Regions from separate parts of the Homo sapiens genome. Here region 1 is linked to region 2. The links are chromatin loops, found by intact Hi-C in ENCODE. Cell type or tissue: psoas muscle. All regions are shown on one strand.

The links. Hi-C counts contacts between places; a loop is a spot of excess contacts. Peaks named below come from ENCODE experiments on the same cell type or tissue, not always from the same donor. Only the 100,000 strongest peaks of a DNase experiment are listed, where the experiment ranks them.
Region 1: it touches region 2 in a loop (3-fold over the local background); 25 of 110 quality-filtered maps call a loop at or near these places.

The regions. Positions count from the first base shown.
Region 1 is chr11:34,375,610-34,379,609 of GRCh38, forward strand. No RefSeq gene overlaps it. Among named protein-coding and RNA genes, the nearest start is that of ABTB2, 20 kb to the left of the region's middle. In psoas muscle, no CTCF peak of the experiment used is centred here; no DNase peak of the experiment used is centred here.
Region 2 is chr11:34,472,561-34,476,560 of GRCh38, forward strand. No RefSeq gene overlaps it. Among named protein-coding and RNA genes, the nearest start is that of CAT, 36 kb to the left of the region's middle. In psoas muscle, no CTCF peak of the experiment used is centred here; a DNase peak (open chromatin) is centred at 2,341; H3K4me3 peaks cover 408 bases; H3K27ac peaks cover 1,339 bases.

The DNA of each region.
Region 1 (4,000 bases), 97 kb before region 2:
TATTTTGTCTGATATAAGTATAACCAACCCTCTTCTCTTTTGGTTACCATTTGCATGGAATATATTTTTTCATTCCTTCACTTTCAGCCCATGTGTGTCCTTAAATCTAAAGTGAGTCTCTTGCAGTCCTTTTACATTTAAAGTAAATTGGTAAGTGAGGACTTACTATTGCCATCTTGTTGTTTCTGTTTGCTTGTTTTGCAGTTATTTTGTTCTCTTCCTTACTTTCTATCTTCTTTTGTTATTTGGTGATTTTTTCTTTGTTTTGGCAGTGATTTACTTGGATTCTTTTCTTTTTATCTTTTGTGCACCTATTATTTTTTTTCTTTGTGTTTACCTCAAAGCTGGAATCGAATATCTTGTAGCTATATCTGCATATTTTATGTTTGTAACAATTTAACTTTAATTACATACAAAAACTATACACTTTTGCCCCTGCCACATACATACATATTTTTGTTCTTGTAGCCAGAGTTTATTTCTTTTTATATTGTGTATCCATTAACAGGTATTTGTGGTTATAGTTGTGCCTTTTTTTTTTTTTGATACAGAATCTTGTTCTGTCACCCAGGCTGGAGTGCAGTGACATGATCGTGGCTCACTGCAACCTTTGCCTCCCAGGTTCAAGTGATTCTTGTGCCCCAGCCACTTGAGTAGCTGGGATTACAGACGTGTGCCACCATACCCAGATAATTTTTGTAGTTATAGTAGAGATGGGGTTTCACCAAGTTGGCCAGGCTTGTCTTGAACTCCTGGCCTCAACTGATCTACCCACCTCAGCCTCCCAAAATGCTGGGATTTTAAGCATGAGCTGCCATACCTGCCCCGGTTATATTTATTCTAAATATTTTTTGTCTTTTAACTTTGATATTAGGGTTAAAAGTAATTTATGCAATGCCATTACATTGATACATTATTCTGTATTTGTCTATATATTTACCTGAAGTCAATGCCTGGCTTCAAACAACAGGCTGACTCTCTTGTTAGGGGCTAATGCAGCTCATGACTTTAAAGGGAAGCCAATGCTCATTTACCATTCTGAAAATCCTAGGGCCCTTAAGAGTTATGCTAAATCCACTCTCTGCCTGTGCTCTATAAATGGAACAATAAATCCTGGATGACAGTATATCTGTTTAGAGCATGGTTTACTGAATATATAGACAGTGAGATATGTGCTTTCATATGCTCTCATGTTGCTGTTTATCATGTTTTCATTTCAATTTAAATAACTCCCTTAAGCATTTCTTACAAGACAGATCTAGTGGTGACAAACTGTCTCAATTTTTGTTTGTCTGAAAAAAAGTTTATCTTTCTTTCTTTTTTAAGGATAGTTTTGCTAGGTATAATATTCTTGGTTGACAATTTTTTTTCTTTCTCAGTACTTTAAATATAACATCTCACTCTTTCCTGGCCTGCAAGGTTTCTGCTGAGAAATCCTCAGCATGTGATTCTCCTGCCTCAGCCTCCTGAGTAGCTGGGACTACAGGTGTGCACCACCATGCCCCACTAATTTTTGTATTTTAGTAGAGACGGGGGTTTGCCATGTTGGCCAGGCTTGTCTTGAACTTCTGACCTCAGATGATCTGCCCTCCTCAGACTCCCAAAGTGGAAGGTTACAGGCATGAGCCACGGCAATGTTGTGTATGTTCCAATCACTCTACCAACCAGCCACTCGCTCATCTCTCTTTCTTCCCTTGAGACATCTCTCTTCCTATTCCCTGAGACACAGCAGTATAGAAATTAGGTCAGTTAATAACCTTACAATGGACTCTACATGTTCAAGTGAAAGAAAAGTTGCATGTCTCTTAATTTAAATCAAAACCTAGTAGTGATTAAGCCTAGTGAGGAAAGCATGTTAAAAGTCAAGACAGGCCAAAAGCTAGGCCTGTGGTGCCAAACAGCCAAGCTGTGAATGCAAAGGAAAAGCTTTTTTTTTTTTTTTTTTTTTTTAAGATGGAGTCTTGCTCTGTCACCCAGGCTGGAGTGCAGTGGCACAATCTTGGCTCACTGCAACCTCTGCCTCCTGTGGTCAGGCAATTCTCCTGCCTCATCCTCCTGAGTAGCTGGGGTTACAGACATGTACCACCATGCCCAGCTAATTTTGTATTTTTAGTAGAAATGGTGTTCACCATGTTGGTCAGGCTGGTCTCAAACTCCTGACCTCAGGTGATCTGCCTGCCTTGGCCTCCCAAAGTGCTGGGATTACAGGCATGAGTCACCATGCCTTGTCCAGAAAAGTTCTTGAGGGAAATTAAAAGTAATACTCCAGTGAACACACAAATGATATTTTAAAAAAAGTGAAACAAACTTTCTGCTGATATGAAGAAAGTTTTAGTGGTCTGGATGGAAGATCAAACCAGGCACAATATTCCCTTAGGCCAAGCCATAACCTAGAGCCATGACTTAACACTCCTCAATTCTGTGAAGGCAGCGAGAGGTGAGGAAGCTGCAGAAGAAAAGTCGGAAGCTAGCAGAAGATGGCTCATGAGGTTTAAGGAAATAGGTCATCTTTATAACATAAATGTGCAAGGTGAAGCAGTAAAAGATGATTTAGAAGCTGTAGCAAGTTATCCAGAATATCTAGTTAAGATCACTGATGAAGGTAGCTACAGTAAACAACATATTTTCAGTGTAAATGAAACAGTCTTCTATCAGATGATGTAATCTAGGACTTTCATAGCTAGAGAGATGTCAATGCCTGGCTTCAAAGCTTCAAAGAACAGGCTGACTCTCTCATTAGGGGCTAATGCAGCTTATGACTTTAAGGTGAAGCCAGTGTTCATTTACCATTCTGAAAATTCCAGGACCCTTAAGAGTTATGCTAACTCTACACTGCCTGTGCTCTAAAAATGGAACAACAAAACTGGATGATAGTACATCTGTTTACAGCATGGTTTACTGAATATTTTAATCCTACTGTTGAGACCTACTTATCACAATAAAATATTTCTTTCAAAATATTACTGCTCATTGACAATGTGCTTAGTCACCCAAGATCTCTCTCTGATGGAGATAGATAAGAAAACTAAAATTGGTTTTTTTTTTTTTTTTTTAGATGGAGTTTTGCTCTTGTTGCCCAGGCTGGAGTGCAATGGTGCAATCTCGGCTCACTGCAACCTCTGCCTCCTGGGTTCAAGTGATTCTCCTGCCTCAGCATCCTGAATAGCTGGGATTACAGTCATGCACCACCATGCCTCACTCATTTCATATTTTTACTAGAGATGGGGTTTCTCCATGTTGATCAGGCTGGTCTCGAACTCCCGACCTCAGGTGATCCACCCACGTTGGCCTCCCAAACTTCTGGGATTACAGGCATGAGCCACTATGCCCAGCCTTAAAGTTGATTTTTGCCTGCTAACACAACATCTATTTTGCAGCCCGTGGATCAAGGAGATGATCATTAGCCTTTTTTTTAGCAATGAGGTATTTTTAAATTAGGATATGTACATTGTTTTTTGGAAATAATGCTGTTGCACACTTTATAGACTACAGTATAATATCAACATATTTTATATGCACTGGGAAGCCAACAAATTTGTGTGACTCACTTTACTGCATATTTACTTTATTGCAGTGGTCTGAAACCCAAACCACAATATCTTTAAGATATGACCCTATTGGTGTCTGTGCATTTGAAGAAACAGTCACCTCTTTCAAACTTTACAGACTGTCTTTGGTAGGGAAAGACCTTTATCTGTGGCTGGCATGAGGAAGTAGCTTGATGGGCTCTGGGTGACTCTGGCAGCTGGGGTTACTCTTGGCAAAGACTGCAGGGCCTTAGCACAATGACTGCTGGGGTCCTCGATGGTGAAGCCTGCCAAGTCCTTTTGCTCTCTTTTTTTCCCAACTGGGGGACTCACAGCAGAAGAAATTCTTCTTCACTGGGCTCTGCTTGTCTGGGGAATGAGGTGAATGCAGGCAAAACGCTTCCTACCGTATTCTATGTGGGTGTTCTCAGTTCTTTTAGATTGCTGCATCTTCTTAATTGTACTCCAGAGCT
Region 2 (4,000 bases):
AGGAGTTTGAGACCAGCCGGGGCAACATGGCGAAGCCCTGTCTGTACAAAAAATACAAAAATTAGCCGAGTATGGTAACGCATGCCTGTAGTCCCAGTTACTAGGGAGGCTGAGGCGGGAGGATCTCTTGAGCCCAGGAGGTTGAGGCTGCAGTGAGTCGTGATTGCACCACTGCACTCCAGTCTGGGCAACAGAGTGAGACCTTGTCTGAAAACAACAACAATAACAACTAAAAACAAAAAACCAAACCAGTTTATACTTTCAGGAGTTCCTGAGTTACGGGCTTCAGGAAACAGACCACTAGCAGACAGATACAAACTCATTCTTGGTCTTTTAGCTCAAATTTCTTTACTCCTCTGTCAAACCCTCCTGCCTAATTCCCCCCGTATTTGAGTATGCTTTGAGACTGTTATATTTGTAGACATAGAAAATAGATATATCGGGCTGGGTGCAGTGGCTCACGCCTGTAAACCCAGCACTTTGGGAGGCCAAGGCGGGTGGAACACCTGAGGTCAGGAGTTTGAGATCAGCCTGGCCAACGTGGTGAAACCCCATTTCTACTAAAAATACAAAAATTAGCTGGGTGTGGTGGCATGTGCGTGTAATCCCAGCTACTCGTGAGGCTGAGGTGGGAGAATCGCTTGAACCCAGGAGGTGGAGGTTGCAGTGAGCCAAGATTGCGCCACTGCACTTTTTATTGGGAAAGGTGAGAACTTCTGGAGATGGTTGGTGGTGATGGTTGCACAACAGTGTGAATGTATTTAATGCTACTGAACTGTACACCTAAAAATGGCTAAATGGTAAGTTTTGTGTATATTTTACCCCACAAAAAAATCCAATGGTCCATTCTTAGTCCTTGTCTTACATGACCTCTCAGCGGTGTTTGACACAGTTGGTCGTTCACACTGCCTTCTTCATTGTTTATTTATTTTAGAGACGGCATATCATTATGTTGCCCAGGGTGGCCTCTGCCTCCTGAGTAACTGGGACTACAGGCACACATCACCATGCCCAGCTTTCCTCCTCGTCCCTTTCTCCTCCTCCTCATTTTTCTTCCTCCTCCTCCTCTCTCTTCTTCTTGTCCTTGCCCTCATCCTCCTCCTTTTTTTTTCTTCCTTCTTCCTTTTTTCTTCTCTCTCTTTTTTAAAATAAGAGCTTTATTGAGATATAATTCACATACCGTAAAAACCACCCATTTAAAGTGTACGAGTAAATTTTTTTTGTATATTCACAGAATTGCGCAACCATCACCACAATCAATTTTGGAGCATTTTCATCACCCCAAAGGGAAACCTGTACCTATCAGCAGCCACTCTCCATTTCTTTCTTAACCTAGTCCCCAGCCCTAGGCCATCATGAATCTAAGATTTGCCTACTCTGCATGTTTCATTTAAATGGAATAATATAGTATGTGGTCTTTTGTGACTGGCTTCTTTCACTTAGCATAATATTTTCAAGATTCTTACATATTGTAGCATCTATGAGTGCTTCATTTTTTTAATTGCCAAATAATATTCCATTTTATGGATTTACTATGTTTTATTTATCCGTTTATCATTTGATGGACATTTGGATTGTTTCTACTTTTTGGCTATTATGAATAGTGCTGGTATGAACATTTCTGTACATATTTTTGTGTGGACATAACATTTTCATTTCTTGCATTCTCATCTTAAAAGGTGTTTTTCTGGCTGGGTGCGGTGGCTGCCACCTGTAATGCCAGCACTTTGGAAGGCTGAGGCGGGCGGATCACGAGGTCAAGAGTTCAAGAGCAGCCTGGCCACTATGGTGAAACCCCATCTCTAATAAAAATACAAAAAAAAATTAGCTGGGCGTGGTGGCAGGCGCCAGTAATCCCAGCCAGTCAGGAGGCTGAGGCAGGAAAATTGCTTGAACCTGGGAGGCGGAGGTTGCAGTGAGCCGATTGCGCCACTGCACTCCAGCCTGGGTGACAGAGCGAGACTCCGTCTCAAAAAAAAAAAAAGGTGTTTTTCACCTACACTCTGCCACACCACTATCTAAAAATGTAAATATTAGACTCTTAATATATAAAAATCTGTTCTTTTGCTGTGTCAAGCCCCTTGACATAAGTAACTCCATCTTAGAGACTCCATCTTATATTTCATAGGGCACTTTGCGAACAGGGACAAGATGTTTGCTTAATAAATAAAGACTGCATCCAACCAGATGAGGACATCAACAAGCACACTTTTCCACTCTCAGTCCTCACTAGAGGACTGTGGCTATAAAAAGAACAGGACTTGCGCAGCTTGAAATGGCCGTCTTAACTACACCATCTTGCTGTTAATCATGATAATCACCTGGCATCTGCCACTGAAGGCTCTCGGACTGCCTGGCGCAGACCAGGAGATTCTTTTTGCCTTAGTCGCTCTCCCTGAATTGATTCATTAACCCTTTCTTCCTATCCTTCTTCTTTTGATGTTCAATATTACTTTGTTGTGGCATGTTTAATCTATAACATTTATATTTTAAGTATACTATTATGTATGATCTGCCACATTGACTGACTTGTGGAGTGGCTTGAGCCTGTGTGACTGCAGCTCTGACTATCGAGCAAATGGGAAGCACTGAGGCAAACTGCCTCCTTAGGAACTCCGTGCAGCTCGTGGCTTTTGTGATTGAGATTACTTCAAGAAAGTCAGACATTGTGGAAAGACACAAATGTGCATGGACCTGATCATCTCTGACCTCACGCTGCTCATGAGACTTGCTCTTCTAAAAGGAGGGCTTGGTCTGGGCTTTTAGAAGCACTGTGAAGGATTGCCTAGTTTGTTTCAAATAAATGTCAGGATTTTGGTTTAAAAACACATTAATTCGGCCAGGCACGGTGGTTCATGCCTGTAAGCCCAGCACTTTGGGAGGCTGAGGAGGGGAGATCATTTGAGGTCAGGAGTTTGAGACCAGCCTGACCAACATGGTGAAACCCCATCTTTACTAAAAATACAAAAAATTAGCTGGGTGCGGTGGTACACACCTGTAGTCCCACCTACTCAGGAGACTGAGGCAGGAGAATTGCTTGAACCCAGGAGGGAGAGGTTGCAGTGAGCCAAGATTGTGCCACTGCACACCAGCCTGGGCAACAGAGTGAGACTCAATCACAAAAAACAAAAACAAGACCAACCACATTAATGTTTTCTTTCCTGGGTAAAGGGCATCACTCTGATTTGTGATTTGTACTATGGAAGTGTTTTAAGAACTTCTTAGCACTCATTTTTCTGGGAGAAAAGCCACAAGCAAGCTACTTGGGCCATTTCTTTGCCTCTTAGTTCGTGGCATTACCAAAGGGCAAAGAGCCAAATTCCACTTTAAACTCTCTGGTAAGCCAAACTGAAGGCCTTAACGTTTTTTTTTAAATCAGTGCTTTTAAAGATGTGAGGGGTTAGTGGAAGTCAACTTAAAAAGTTCTGTATAATTCGTTTTTTTTTTTTTTTTTTTTTTTTTTAAGGTGGATTCTCACTCTCCTGCCCAGGCTGGAGTGCAGTGGCATGATCTTGGGCTCACTGCAACCTCCACCTCTGTAATCGCTTGAATCGAGTTCAAGTGACTCTCGTGTCTCAGCCCCCGAGTAGCTGGGATTACAGATGCACCCCACCATGTCCAGCTAATTTTTGTATTTTTAGTAGAGACAGAGTTTCACCATGTTGGCCAGGCTGGCCTCGAATTCCTGACCTCAAGTGATCTGCCCGCCTTGGCCTTTCGAAGTACTGGGATTGACAGGTGTGAGCCACTGCACGTGGCCAGCTCTGTATAATTTTGAACCTCTGAAAAATGTAAACAATCACATATTAATATATGGGAAGTTTGCTATGGAAAGTTCTATTGCAGATCCTTTTAACAAAGCAAGTACTTATTCCCTCATTTGACTATTTGATAACTGAATTTTGCATTATCTATTGCTTTAATTTTTTGTTGTTTTGCTTTGGTATTGTTTGCTCAAAGTGTAATATTTTATTTATTTTTTTGAGACAGCGTCTCACTC